Linked DNA regions of Mus musculus: all the other regions are linked to region 3. The links are chromatin loops, found by intact Hi-C in ENCODE. Cell type or tissue: left cerebral cortex. All regions are shown on one strand.

Region 1 (5,000 bases), 460 kb before region 3:
ACTGACACCTGACGACTTAACGCCCATGCCTGTCTAGAGCTTTCCAGTGCTAACCCGTTGGGTTAGGCTAGCACTGCTTTAGATCTGGCTCTTTTCTGAACTAATTCTCATCTGACCTGGCCTTGCCTTGGAAGGAACATGATCAGGACAGACAACACTTCTCTGGTCCTTTTGCTGTTATGGAGAAGAGGAATATTAATGAAAATTGATCACATGGTAAAAAATGATCTCTAAGGCTTAGATATCAGGCAGGGGGTATTTTTTAGAACGAGAACACTCCATCATCTGGCTCGAGCTGCAAGCGGCTGACATAAGCTGCGGAGATCTAAGAGCTGAGTGCACATGCAGCCTCCACGATGAGCTGCCTTCTCCCTGGGGTCACTCCCACCCATAAGGACTTCCCTGTTGCAATTATTTTCATCATAGGTTTCCCTCAATATTTCAAGAATGCCAACTTCAACCAACCCCTACCCAAATTAGCAATAAATAAATAATCATCCTGTATTATTATAACCACACAAGCAGTTAAATAAATTGCAAAGCCTCTCCAAAAGAAACCTATGACTTCTACTTTTTTAAAGTCAGTTTGGTGTTTTGTTTGTTTTCTTTCTGTAAAGAAGACAAGAAACTCTACATGTAACTTTCAAGGATATCCACTGAGGTTTAAGCTAGTGAGCGAAACTTCCCAGCCCACATCCACAGGACAGAAGCTAGAACACCACTGACCAACACCAGGAAACAACAGAAAGGCAATGGATACTCACCAAGCCCTAAAATGACCTAGACTGTGTGAAACAGAATTCTCTTCCTGCTGAAACAGAATTCTCTTTCTGCAAATGAAATGCTTTATAGGGATGAGGAAGGTGAAGTGAGGAGAATCTAGGCTGGTGGAGGAAGCTGCAAATGAGATCCTTTGTCAAAATGATAGGAGGTAAAGACAGACACCAAAGACTGTCTTCTGACCGACACACTCAAAGGCACATGTGCATGCACACACAAAGAAAAGAGGGAGAGTGGAGGGGAAAGGAGGAAATGTAAGAAGGAAAGGGGCTAAGGGGGGGAGGGGAGAAAGTGAGAGGGATGAGAGAGGGGTCAGAGGAGAGAACAGGAAGGAGAGGGGGATTAATGAGACATTGATTTTGAGCATCCAGAAATAAGCCATCTTTGTAGTAAAATCCAATAACACGAATTCAGTCACCAGGCAGCCAACTAATGTGCCCTTCCCAAGGTCTGTGGCGCTCCTGACACTGGGAAGCCTCCTTCCTTGAGGAGTCCTTTGAGAAGGTAAGGGTGTCTCTGGGATCTCCTGTTTTTATGTGCTCTATTGGTTGAGTTTCTCAAATGTTCAACATTCTAGAACATACTCTGGCTATTTTAGTTTGAAAGTGACACCTTGTCTGGTAGATGGGGACAGAGGCTCAGACAGTCTTAGGCTCAAATGCAAAATCCGACTTAACTAATTTCAGAATCATAAGTAAGTTTGGGAGGTGGTGGGAACAGGACGTGATCTAAAGCGCCCTGGCCCCCATATCCTGGGGTGGGTACTCTCTTAGAGGAGGAGGGCCTTCCCGTTTTCTGTGGCTGCTGATGGTAACACCCATCGCTGGCACTCTCAGTCACACTGGAGATGATAATTAAAAGTGCATGTAGTTTATTAAGTCTTAACTTCTGAAAAGCCACACTCAGCAAATGCCATCTAGTCAAACACACAGCACTCACTCATCCTTCTCCTCTACTCCAGTGAACCTTACTTTACAGACTGGGGAACTCAGCTAAATATGATTAAGCCTCCTGGTAGTGCCTGGTGACTGAGAAGCAGAGCAGGAAGTGATGACGCTAACTCTATTCACTCGGCATGATCACTCATCTTAAAAACATTTAAGCTTCCCAAATGAAAACAGGTAGTACTATTTCCAGCCACCTCATCTACCTGGAGAGAAACAAGGCCAAGCTGCCGTGCTTAGCACACTGGAATAAATAAAGCAGTAAGACATGAGTAAGGGCCTATCATAAAGAATTCCCACATTGTGTCTGCAGTCAGCATAATAACGTGGCATTTCTTCTCATTCTGCATTCCATCTGGGTAATTCAGTGGAGTCTTAAAAGTGACAAATGAATGTGAAAAAGAGCTCACATCTCTTCTGAGTGTGAGAGGCTGCCAGGAGGACCCTTGGAAAGTGCAGTGACAGCTGGACTGGAGGAGGACAGAGTTTGAAAGGAGTTCCATGCTTATTTGGTGTGCTTAACTTTTATATTAAAAAGACAATTGAAAACTAGCTTACAGGCCTGCAATCCCAACTACTAGGGAGGCTGAAGTAGAAAGCTCACAAGTTCAAGACTTCTATTGGTTCCAGAGTCTATCTGAAAGCAGCCTAGGCAAGTTAGTGAGTCCCTAGGTCAGCAAGTACACACACACACACACACACACACACACAAAACCAAGGAGAGGAAGACAACAGAAACAACCTGAGGTGATGAAAATTTAAGTAAACTACATTTTACTAATAGAATTAATATTACTAAATCTGGCCCAAAACAAAAGAAACGGTTTTGAAAGGTGTCACTAATGCCCACATCGCAACATCGTGCATTGGATGCACTTTTGTCCTTTTGAAAAAAGGGGGGTGGGGGGAGTTGGAGGGGTATGTTTCCTTGTTGTTTGGGGGGGGGGGTGTTTCTTTTAAGACCTCTCATATAGTCAATGACTGGCTCAAACTCATTTGATATGTAGCCAGTCCTGATCCACCTACCTCCTACCTTCACCTCCCAAATATAGGGATTTTAGGTGGTACTGGGAATCCAACTCAGGCCTGTGGATATTAGGCAAGCAATCTACATTTTGAGACAGAGTCTTACAGCAGCCACACTGGCCTCAAAGTTACTATGTAAAGAAAAATAACCTCGAATCTCCCTGCCTCTACCTCCAGGAGGGCAGGGATTACACCAATAGCTTAAAACATGAAATTCTTAAAGAGGCTAACTGCCTTTAGAAGATCAGAAAAATGTCAGAGCTCTGCAGTATTTTCCAAAATGGATGTTCCTTGCACATTTACCAAGATTTCACTAAAACAAGCCTCTTAAAATTAGTAAGTTACCTGTCAGCCCCTTAAAGACAGATGGCCACCAGGAGACAGGAGAGGATGTTAGCATTCTGTTCCACACAGCTGTTCAGACCAACAAAAGGCCATTTCACTTTCCATAACACAATAAGCTTTTGTCTAAGATTTCTTATATGATGCATAAAAATGAAAATCTCATGCCACCGCTTCTGTTACACATCTGGTTATTATTGAGTAAATGCCTTTAATAGTAAAAACAATCATAACAATAAATTTAAACTAAAGTCGCCTCTGTTTTCTTTTAAGCATCCCAGCACTTTAAGTCCTCTGCTACCCAGAACTGCACACTGCTGGGTGCTCACATCCTCGGGCTCTGCTACACTTCTAACACATTACCAGCTTACTGCTGGGCTCCTCTTAGTGAGAAAACATCAACAGCTGATATCTGAGGCCTCACACGTCCTTCCGGTTACTCCTTTCAAGAAAGCATTCCTGTAATTTTATCAGAAATCTAACACGTGAAAAAATAAGTCAACACAGCATTAGTGTCACACGTCTGAAATGAGATTTTGATTTGTTAGTCTCTAACACATTACTTACATTACTATAAATCATGCGAAGATGAAGACATTTGGCACCTAAGCTCTGAAATAACCAACAGCAAGAGCAGGCCTGCATTTATACTCAGAGCTCTTCGGCCTATGTTTTCATCAGAAGACATGATGCCTGATATTTAAATATATGGCCAGGTTTTACACACCACTTGTGAGGAGCAACTACTTGCACCAAGCCTTTAAAGTAACAATGGACTTGTGACACTCCAGTCCTGTAAGAGAAGGGGAACTGTCTCTCTCCCTGAGAGACAGTTCAGGGAGCTCATTTAACACTGGTAAAATGATTAAGGCTTGAATGGACTGCTAGTAAGAAGTGATTCTAGTGGGAATGTTAAGGAACAGTTCAGAGAGCTCATTTAACATTGGTAAAATGATTAAGGTTTGAATGGACCAGCAATAGCTTAAAGTAAGAAGTGATTCTAGCAGGAATGTTAACATTCCTCCATTACAAGCGATGAGATCCCACAGAACAAAACCACACCCCTTTACAGACCTAATGACCTAGGGGATGTTACACCTATTTCTACAACCTGAATTCCTTCCACTCCCCTACCAACCATAACCCTAGCTTTCATGAACGCCACCCTGTGTGCTGAAGGCACCATGCTCATTTCCCAAGCATCCCATTTTCTTACAAGAGTGGCCCACAGTCACATGTCACAGCACAGCATCCCTCCACATTAGTCCCGCGATATCCTCCCCTCACTATCTCACCACCCCTTTTATTTCCTCATAGCTCTGATAAACTTGCATCATTATTTTGTAACTTTTCACACATTTATTTTCTATCTTTTCTAACTACGATTCATAGCCCCCTCCCCAAAACATACCTACCCAGTTATATTATCCAGCACCAAATGTGTATATACAGGTGTACACTGATAAAGAAATAAACTGTTTGCACTAACCTGACCACTGTAATTATAACAGAATAAAATCGACAAATCTATATTTGTTCAGATTCATTCTGTTGCCATGACAAATACCACAACCAAAAGCAAACTGGGGGAGAAGAGGTTCTCTCTGGCTTACATTCACTCAGGGAAGCCAGGTCAGGAACACAAGCTGGAACTTAAGAAGGACCTTGAAAACATCATAGAATTGGGAAAATGGGCGAGTTGTGTGTTCATGTGGTGACAGGGAGATTACAGTTGTTTATCACAGGAGCTTACATGTTGATAAAGTTCTCACAGTTCCAAAGTGCTACAAGAAGCTTTGGTCATATTTTAATCTATAAGCAATTCTACAAGCTAAATAAGCATTAAAGTTTGATTCTGAAAATGCCAAAAAAAAAAAAAAGGACCTTGAAGCAAAAGCCAAGGAGGGA
Region 2 (5,000 bases), 190 kb before region 3:
GCTACTTTAGTGATGGATAGCCGTCTTCATACACATTTGCAAACCCACAGAATGTGTAGCTCACAGTGGTGCCTAATTTAAACTGTAGCGTTGGAGTTATAATGACGTATGAGCATAGGTGTGTTAGGTGTATTGAATGTACTGCTCCGAAGCAGGTATGAGTAGAACCAGACCATGGGTGTATATCAAGATAAGAGCTAGATGGTTTGGTTTTATTGTTATTTGAACCTGCTCTAAAAATAAATTTTATTATTGAAGTACTTGAAGTCCTAGAAACAACTTCCTTCCATGTTTTTTGTTGCATTCCTGACCCTTGCCAGGTCTGGACTTTGCTCTTTGCATTTTTATTACATGACACAGCAGGTGCTATTTCAGATCTCTGAAGGTCTCAGGCTTTGTTACAATGGTGGATTTTGTTAGGTTCAGTTTTCATTGGCTTAATGAAATTGCTGTGCAATGGGAAAGCTTCCTTGCCATCAGTGGGTTACCAAGGCACAGAATAACGATAGAGGCTTGCTTTGGTTTTCCCCACCTTATATACTAGTTCTCAAAAGAATGTGACTACTTCTCTGGCTGCAGGGGCTGACAGTGCCACAGATGTCACAAGCAAATTAATGCTGGCAAAAATGGTGTTATTGAGCTGACATGGGCATCAATTACAGATGTGATATACAAACATATTCTTGGCTCATACTGTTCAATCTTACTGCAAATGAGTGGACATGCACTTCTAAATTTTTATTAGCTGTCAAATACTCATGTATCCCAAGCGTCTGCCAAACAGTGTCTATGAGTTGAGCATGCCTGATGAAGACTTGGCCAGTTATAACTTGGGGTCTGTGTGGGTGGCCCCTTCAACACGGTAGAAAGGTATATGGTAGATGGGAACTCTAGCCTGATCTGAAAGAGAAACTGCTATCTGAATTTCCAAATGATTTTTCTGAGTTTAAAGATTGTCAAATAACATGGAACTTTAAAACACCACAGCCCAACTCCAGCAGAACTCAGCTGCAGTTACGTGTGTTTTATGTCTTGCCCAGTACATCATTTCTGCAATAGGCAAGTTGATGCTATTGTTTCTGTGGCTGTTTTTGTTTGTTTGTTTTGGTTTTGTTTGTTTTCTTGTTTTTTCTTTTGGAGGTTGATGGCCTCATCTCATTGTGCCTCAGTTTCTTCTTCAGTTCCAGATAGTGACTAACATCTTAGGAAGATCCCATCTGGCTCTGTGTGTCACTTTACTAAAGGACGCTGGGGCTCAGAGAAGTTAAGAACCTTGCATGGGGTTGGCTAACTCTTGAGTAGTTCAATCCTTGAGTCAAGTCTGCTTGTGTGGCCTCACCATTCACAGAGTGCTGTCTCCTTTTATTAGTAAAGCAGCCTGTGCCATTGAGTATCTCTCTACTTGAGAACTCTCTCCTGTTCTAGGCCGTTAGTGTACTCCGGTGAGTGAAAGCAGAGTTGGGAGAATCGAACACACAGTGATCTAGCCCCAGTGCTGTGCAGGACCCTGCTGTATATACATACATTGTTATTTTGATTTGGATACAAAATCTCCCTATGTGAGGCTATTATTTTCTTTCTGAGAAGCTGAAAACAAACAAGCCAACCAAAGCTGAGCGACTTGAGCCATTCTGGAGCACACAGGAACTGCCCAGGTCTCCTAGACCTTCAAAGCCTATGTTCTTTTACACTTCCTCCTGTCTCCCTCCTCTAAGCTTGCAATGACACCCAATGTCACTGTCTTCATTTCCACAGCACCACAACCTCTGCCAGATGGCTGCAACCTCCAAGCTGCTTTCCTAGAGGACAGCCAAGGATCGCAAGCAGCATGATGTCTTCCAGGTTCCTCCCTAACTACTGCTCTACCCTCCCCCTCCTTCAATTGCCTTTCTGAAACTCATTTACCAGCCCCGGCAAATGCACCATCTCTGTTGGGGGCCTGGCAGGAAGTAGACCAAAACTCAAACGGGATTAGTGAGCCGAGCTGAGTTATATTTGGGAAGCATTACATAGGCATGGCAGCGACAAGAGAAACCAGCAAATGGGCTGACGTACCCCGTGGCTAGCAGCAGCAGGGAGCAGCCATTGGTGCCCAAGAGCAGCTGTGGCCTTGGAAGAATACAGCGCTGCCGCTGCCGTCTCAGAGCTTGGCAGGGAAGGAGCTAGGGAATAAACTAGCCACATCTCCTCCATCTATCAAGAACAAACACATCTAAGAGACAGGAAAACAGTGTTGAGTGGCGCAGGTGGGACAAAGTAGGGACCAATGATCCCGCTCATTTCCTGTATGCTATTGCTGCCTTTCCAGGTGTGAGCATTCTGAAGGGTCGCTCTGCCAGCAGAGATCAGGCGGTCCTACCCACGCGGTTGTTGTCTCTACTTCCCTGCTAGAGTTATAGCCAGCTTGCATCTAAATACACCTTCAGCTTGGTACCAGCAGGCCTGAGCCTTTCCATCATCTGGCTCAGACAATCGGCATTTTCAAGTGCAGGCTTGAGGATGCTGAGGAGAAAAGCTGTTTTCTTTCCCAAGCGCATCTGCACACTGAACATCTGTATAGCCCTGCTTCTCCCAAGGACCTGGACCCAACAGTGTCTTTACTTTTAGGCTTCCAGGAGAATCCTGTTTTTTTTTTTTTTTTTTCTTCTTGGATCCTTTGGGGGTATTCTTCTTTTCCCCAACCTCTCTGCTTCCAGACCCACAGTACCAGCAGATTAAGTTATTTTAATTTTATGAATATGCATATACAAAAGCCTAAGCTATTTTCTGAGAGAAAGTGCAAACGAGTCTGCAGGAAATGTGCGGCTATTTCTGCTGATGGGTAGAAGTATGGCTGAATCACACCCAGAGCTACTGAGTGCATTCCGTGAGTAGCGAGTGCCTTGCTTTTCTGGATCAGAACGGTTTTTCAATGTGCTGGTGATGCTTAGACAAATGGTATTCGTTTCCCCGACAAGGAAACGTCAGGTTTGTCTTCTTTAAATGCTTATTACTAAGTGCAGGGATTTATGCATGCTAGCACACACTGACTACTTAAATTATGTCTCTAGATCTCAAAAGTAAGATTTGTCCTTTCAGAGAGAGAGAGAAAGAGAGAGAGAGAGAGAGAGAGAGAGAGAGAGAGAGAGAGAGAGAGAGAGAGAGCCCTGTATGCTGTCCAGTTATACTGTGGCCTCACTTACGCGGAATGACAATGAACATCCTAAGTCATTGTTAGGCCTCCTCCGACACCACTTCAGCTAGAAGATGGGAAGATACCTCATTACTGATGAGTGCAGCGACAGCCAGACTCCCTGATTGGCATTCTGTGAATTCTTTCTTAGAGGCACGGGGACTCCCTTTTGGCCATCAAAGGGATGATTGCCTGGGTTCTCCTTTTGACTTTTGACTATGCCTGGGTTGGGGCTACTAGTTTTACTCATGGTGTTTTGATAGAGGTTAAGTAAGGATGCTGTCTGTAAGCTTTCTGGCTCTTCCAGTCATCTCTTTTCTACTTCTGTGGCTAGAGTGTCCAGGCTTTGAGAGTGGTATTTTACTGGTAGTTTTGGCTTGCCAGTCTATTCTCTATACTGGTAGCAGGTGTCCAGGTTGGATAGTAAAATCTCCCCCATAGGCTCCCGTGTTTAGACACATGTTTACCAGATGGTGGCACTGTTCTGCGAGGTTGTTGAAGTGTTGGAAGCTGGAGGCCTAGCTGGAAGAAGTAGGGTTCTGAGGAAGGTGGAGCTCTGAGAATTATAACTCACTTGCTTCAGTTTCTCCATTTTCTGTGTGTGCCTGTGTTGTAACTAGCCACTCAAACCTCAGCCGCCACCACCATGAGCCATTGCCATCACCAAGCCTTCCCCGTCATGATGGGCTGTATCCTTTGAGGTGATGACCACAGTAAATCCTCACTGCCCACTTGGCTTTTCATGAGATTTTAGGCCACGGCGCTGAGGAAAGGAAACTGGCCAATACTCCTGGCAAGGCAAGGGTTTCCACTGTGCTTCCTGTTTCAGGCTATTTGGGATATCTCATCTTTCTCTCGCAATTTATATTTCATGATCTTCTTGACAAGTGTCAAAGAAGGACCTGAGAGGAGTGAATGTTTAGATAGATAGGGCCTTCTCATTCTTCTTCCTTAAAATTCCTTTAAAAATTTTAATTTATTATTGTTACTATCATATGTCTATATGATGTATGCATGTTGGTTCACATGCCACAGTGCATGTATGGAGATCAGAGAACCATTTTGTGGAGTCTGCACTCTCCTTCTGTCTTCATATGGGGGAGGGGTCAAACTTAGGTAGTCAGGTGGCACCACCACGGAGGAAGCCTCGTTACCCACCGAGGCATCTGGTTGGCTCACCTGAGTTTTTCTCTCTAATAATGAAATTAGAAATATATGGTCTACATGTCTGAGGAGGTGATATCCCGACAATATTTGATCTTCTAATCTATGAACCATGGGCACATTTATATGACTCTAATTTAATCATTTAATGACATTTCATAGAGTATCACAAATATGTTTTTTAAAAATTATTCTAATTGCTTGGTATTCCATACATGCATAGAAAGTGCTTTGATCAAACCATTGTACATTTCATTTGTTTATTAGATGACTAGTTGTGTTGAAATTTTGGTTGTTTTTCTAATTCATAGATGCTTTTTTTCCTTGCAACAATAGACATGTAATTTAGTGTTTTACTTCTAAGAGCTGAAGTTTCATTTCTATTTTGTTTGCTTGATATGTAATTGGTTTATTTTTTATCCCTGGGTATATGTGTAGAATCTCTTATTAAACTTGTCACTTTGAAACAATTTTCTCCTGTCTTCACTCCTGATGAGGTGAGAAAAGTGACAGCTAGTATTGTCTGCACTCTGAAAACACCCTACAAGTCCAGATGTGCTCAGAAGATGCCCTGCCAGTCAGATGTGCTCGAAGCTGTTTGCCACCCAGGCTCCTGTTTCCTCTGAACTTCAGGACTCAGCGATCTTTATTTTGCATTCTCCCT
Region 3 (5,000 bases):
TTGGGCACACAAGGGCATGTTTTGGCCACATGATTACCCAGGTGTTACAAAGTTGAATCTCCCCCTGGCTTTCTATTTTTCTAAAAGATCCCTCCCTAACTTGTAAATGGCATCATCATTTCTACCTAGAACAAAAATGGGGACTCAGTGCAAAGGAAGCCAGAAACATCTGATTCAGATGTGACTCTACCTCTGTGGGTGTGTTCCACACAAACTGTGATGTGACAGAGAGCCACTTGGCTTACAGATGCCGTATCCCAGATATCCTCTTTGTTTGTGGGTATTCCTGGAACTTTCTGCTGAGAAGTGTTCATTCTTATTTCTGGCTCCTGGCAGCCTACAGAGGCTCCCTGTTACTGCTGCAGGCAGGTTACTGATGGGGCTTGTGCTTTATTGTCCTATCTATCAAGTCCTATTTATTTTTAAAATAAACTTTAAGTGTACTGTAAACTCCCTTCACAAACAGATTTTTCCTCCTCTTTTACACTTGACAAGCCCCTAAAAGGAATAGTAACTCTGTCTCATAAATATTTGAACCTGAACCTTTTAAGAAAGAATTATACTTAGGGTATTCAAGAATAGGGAAGGTCTCTGTATAAACTCTGAATCCAACTACTTATTTCCCCATCTCTTTCCATCCCATTTTCTTCCTCCCTCCTCCCTCCCTCTCCCATGTCTCTGTCTCTTCCTTCCTTTTTTCCTCCCTCCCCTTCTCCCTTTCTTGGTTCTTTTCTTTTATTCTTCCTTTCTCCCTCTTCCTTTCTTCCCTCCCTCCCTCCCTCCCTTCCTTCCTTCCTTCCTTCCCTTATTCCTTTTATTTGTCTTATATTATCATATCCTGAACTCAAATCTATCTAAAGACTATCACCCATACTACTCTTAAGCACTGTAATATTATGCAAATGTATTTTATTAAGAAGGCAAAGTGGATTCTCACTTCCCAGCTCACCAAATCTAAAGGTATTAAATCTCTTACTTGGTCCTCTCTCATGGAACCTAGAATTCCATTCAACCATGGCATGCCATTTGATCCAATGCAAAGCTGATTAGGAAGGATATCACCATGGTAGGACATAAAGGAGCTTGGTATTTAGAGTCATGCTCACTTTGATTCAACTTAGACTTCGGAGTGACAGGCTCTCAGGGTGCCTGCTATCCTTTCACACTGTACTTCCTCCTGTGAATCCTGAGACCCAATAATAATCCTTTGGGTGACTATTCAGGATATTGTCTAATTATTTCCAACTTTTTTCCTTCTAAGCATATTCCTCCAGTTCTTGGTTAGGCAGGCTATAGGATTTGTTATAGCTAACAAGAAGTATGTAAACTCCTTTCTTAACCCAAATCTTGGGGATGGAGAGATGGGTCAGTGGTTAAGGACACTTGCTGCTATTCCATGGAACTAAGTTTTGATTCCCAGTACCTATACTAGGCAATTCACAACCACCCATAACTCTTATTCCAAGGAGCCAATGCCTTCTTCTGGCTATTGTGGGCATTACACACACATGGTACACAAACCATATATGTACACATAAAAAAACCTCCTATATCCTCCACTTCTCTCTCTCTCTCTCTCTCTCTCTCTCTCTCTCTCTCTCTCTCTCTCTCTCTCTCTCTCTCTCCCTCTCTCTCCCTCCCTCTCTCTCTCCCTGGCTCTGTGTGTATGTGTGTAAAAGAAAACAGGTTTCCTAAGAGCACTGCAGGGGGCAGCAAACTGTGTGGTAACCATTGTGGTGCCTATTCTAGTTTTTTCCTTTACCTGTGGGTCTGCTAATATTTTCAGCAATCATAGATAGATATTTACATAAAAAACAAACAAAGCTACTAGTAGCCTCAGAAATTCAATTGGACTCTCCTTAAGGGAATTCTTTGGTCTTGTTTGCACATTTGGACCATTATCTGGTGACAGTACATGGAAATTCCTAATTGGACAAGCATGAGTCATGTGACTTTCCCTTCAATCATGACTATTTTAGAGCACTGTGGTCAATGGGCTTTGAGCACTAACCCAGAGACAGAGGGGAGGGAGTAGGCTGCTTAGTAGTCATGTTAGGATACTCATTACAAAACTCTTCAAAAAGCTTACAGAGAGATAGGAGAGAACTTTGTAAGAGAACCATTCACCTTAAGTTTTATACTTAAGAGCTAACCTCCATCAACACTTCTCATTGATTTCCTGGGGCTCAGGAACAGAAGTATTGGATGGAACGTCTCATGGTTGCCTGTGAGAAACAGAAATGAAGCTTCCAAGGTAGACTCTTAGGTCTCCAGTAGAAGGATCTAGGCTTAGAGGCAGCATGTATTTATCTGGGTAAAACTCGTATCTCCAACCATGAAAGGGCACACAAAGTGACCAATCTCTAGTTGACTTGTGAACATTCTCCCAATGATGTAGGAAAAGTCACTAAACATCTCCAAGGGTAATAAAGCATTATAATGCTATAAGAGTCAGAAACCTCTGAAAATTATCTGAATTCTACTTTGTAATGTGGGAAATACTCGAAAATTTTACTAATAGGAAATGTTACACTGGGGGAAAACTGACTTGCTATTCTTGGCCACGCAAGTTCTGCTAGAGGGTATCATGATTGCTGTGGATACACGTTGGGCAATTTCATATACCAGCCCTTCCTCCATTGTCACTTGGCTCAGAAAATTTCATGAAATTATACAAATCCCTGAAATCTAATATTTTTATGTGATAAAATTGTGTAAGAGGAGGGGGTGGAAGAGAAGTTTGGAAAATATGATGACAGATGGCAAGTGGGCTCAGGCACATAGCGTTCCTATATATAGGGGAGGGGACAATCTGGTTAATCAAGGGGAGGGGGGGCAGTTTTAAATTTAGTTCCAAGTATTTTATATATTCAGCAACATCATGTGTAGTGTAAAAGTGTACCGAAGCAGCTGAGCTGGGTAGAATTTTTAATGTTTTTCTTGGTTGGGGGTGAGCTGTGTGATCTGTATTTTCAACAGCTTTACATATTATTTCATGATGCCTACATCTGAAAATCAAATTGTATCCATAGGTTTGGGGTACGTCTTTTGAAAGAGGACTGAGAATATATTTCTAGAGAGTTTCTTCCAAGGAAATCTAAGGCATTTCAAAGACTATGGTCATTACAACTTACTTAGCACATGGGAAAAGTATGGCAAATATTCTCAATGAAGATGATTCTAGAGCTTGGTGGGAGGAGCAATGGGGAGGCAGGAGAAAGTCCTGAGAGCAAAGCCCAGCTTTACGTAATGCAGGACAGGTAAACTGTGTTGCCTGGCATAAATCACTTCAGACGTTTGGATCCTAATTTATTATTAAAATGAGCGTTCAGGGGCTGAAAAGATGCTTCAGTGCGTAAAGAGATTGTTGTACAGATGCAAGTACCAGAGTTTAAATGTTTGGAATCCACATAAAGCCAGATGTGATGTCACGCATCTGTCATCTTTAGCACTCCTGCAGTGAGTTGGAAGGCGGAGACCTGAGAATCCCTGGAAGCTCATGGGCCAGCCAGAATAGGCAGTTTGGTGTCCAACCACAAGAGAAGGTGAGGATCAATATCCCAAGTCTAACCGCCTTAATCTCTAGTAAAGAGAATCTGGGGCCGAGTGTGCACTGGGCTTGGTTTTCCTAAACAAAGGACTTTCCTACCTCATGTATTCATTGTCATTTCCTAGTATTGTTCTCACCTTAAGCCCTCCTTCGAAAGGACTGTTGGTGACATGGTAGTGACATGCCTCTCATGTTTGGATACAAAGGGAAAATTATGTCTTGGGTGAGAGAAAGGCAACTTTCCAAAAGATGTTCACATACCTTGGCTGGCCCAAAATGACTTTGCTTCCCACCTCTAATGATGACCAGGAAATGGATCTTCTGTGTATCATAGGAAAGACTACTAAAATTACAGCCAGCTCAACAGAGAAGTTGGATTAACATGAGTGAAAACCAAGACAAGAGATATATTTAGAGCAAGCAACATTGAAATCTGATAGACACTCCTTGGAACACTTACTCTTCATCTACTCTGTGAATTTAAATAAGAGCTAGGGTGTTTGTGTGTGTGTGTGTAACCATGACAATGAAGTAAAAGTTTCATATGATAGCTATTACCATACAAAGCACATAGTAAGCACTCAGTAAATATACCTACATTGGACTAACCTTACATCTGTTAAACATAGCAAATGTATTTTTTAGTTGGCAACTAATTAAGAAATTGCAGGTATTTCTGGTGTTGCCATAGTGACACAAAATCTACCAAAATAAGTTTTTGTTTTAGCACAGTGGTTTTCAAACTTGGCTGCATATTGGAACTAACTAGGGAACTGTGAAAAATACCATTGCCAGAGTCTATCATCCAGAGATGCTAATTTGATGGATCTCGGGGTAGGGTCTCGGGGCATGGATGCATAAATACATCATCCCTTACTGGGATTCACTGCCAAACCTCTGGCTTAAGGAATATAAGTAGGGGCATTTCTTCCTTTTGAACAGAGCCCAAGGTTTCCTCGACTTCCTTTTACAATACTCTTTCCCTTTGCTCTAAACTAGTAACGGCTAGGTTCTCTTGTCTGAACTGGCACCATTACAAGTGCCACACATTCTCCATTACAGTATAAAAAACGCTGTATGTGAGGGTGGAGACCAAGAGTGGGGAAGGAGGCCCACTGTCAATATGTTGTGTGAGAAGAAAGAAATGAAAGGATAGGAAAGAGAAAACGAGAAAGGAGGCGAAGAGCACTTCCTTCTGGTGCTGGGATGTGGTGAGAGAGGCCCTTTTAGGCACGCTGAGTCTCAGCATCCCACACAGACACCCATGCTCACACAGACACATCATCTGAATCTCTTCCCAGCCTCCTCCCGCTCAGCCCACTGCCAACCACTCACTTAACATCTTGCTAAGAATTTATAAAACATCTCAAACATGAATAAGTGAGAAGTGACAGAGTTTGTTCATTCATTCACACATTCATTTATTCATATTTTCTATAAATATTGATTG

Evidence for each region. Peaks named below come from ENCODE experiments on the same cell type or tissue, not always from the same donor. Only the 100,000 strongest peaks of a DNase experiment are listed, where the experiment ranks them.
Region 1: a loop joins it to region 3, with 4 times the contacts of the local background. A loop is called at or near these places in 2 of 42 quality-filtered maps.
Region 2: a loop joins it to region 3, with 3 times the contacts of the local background. A loop is called at or near these places in 2 of 42 quality-filtered maps.

What each region holds. Positions count from the first base shown.
Region 1 is chr6:95,633,487-95,638,486 of GRCm38, forward strand. All of the region lies in intron 2 of Suclg2 (succinate-Coenzyme A ligase, GDP-forming, beta subunit), which reads right to left. Among named protein-coding and RNA genes, the nearest start is that of Suclg2, 83 kb to the right of the region's middle. In left cerebral cortex, no CTCF peak of the experiment used is centred here; a DNase peak (open chromatin) is centred at 2,123.
Region 2 is chr6:95,902,423-95,907,422 of GRCm38, forward strand. Gm38864 (a long non-coding RNA gene) reads left to right here and starts at 2,699. Exons shown (of 3, transcript XR_869285.2): 1 at 2,699-2,967. In left cerebral cortex, a CTCF peak has its summit at 3,644 (motif pointing right); DNase peaks (open chromatin) are centred at 2,041, 2,450 and 2,841; H3K27ac peaks cover 687 bases.
Region 3 is chr6:96,093,673-96,098,672 of GRCm38, forward strand. It overlaps 2900060L22Rik. Among named protein-coding and RNA genes, the nearest start is that of Tafa1, 17 kb to the right of the region's middle. In left cerebral cortex, no CTCF peak of the experiment used is centred here; DNase peaks (open chromatin) are centred at 240, 2,799, 4,331 and 4,747; H3K27ac peaks cover 348 bases.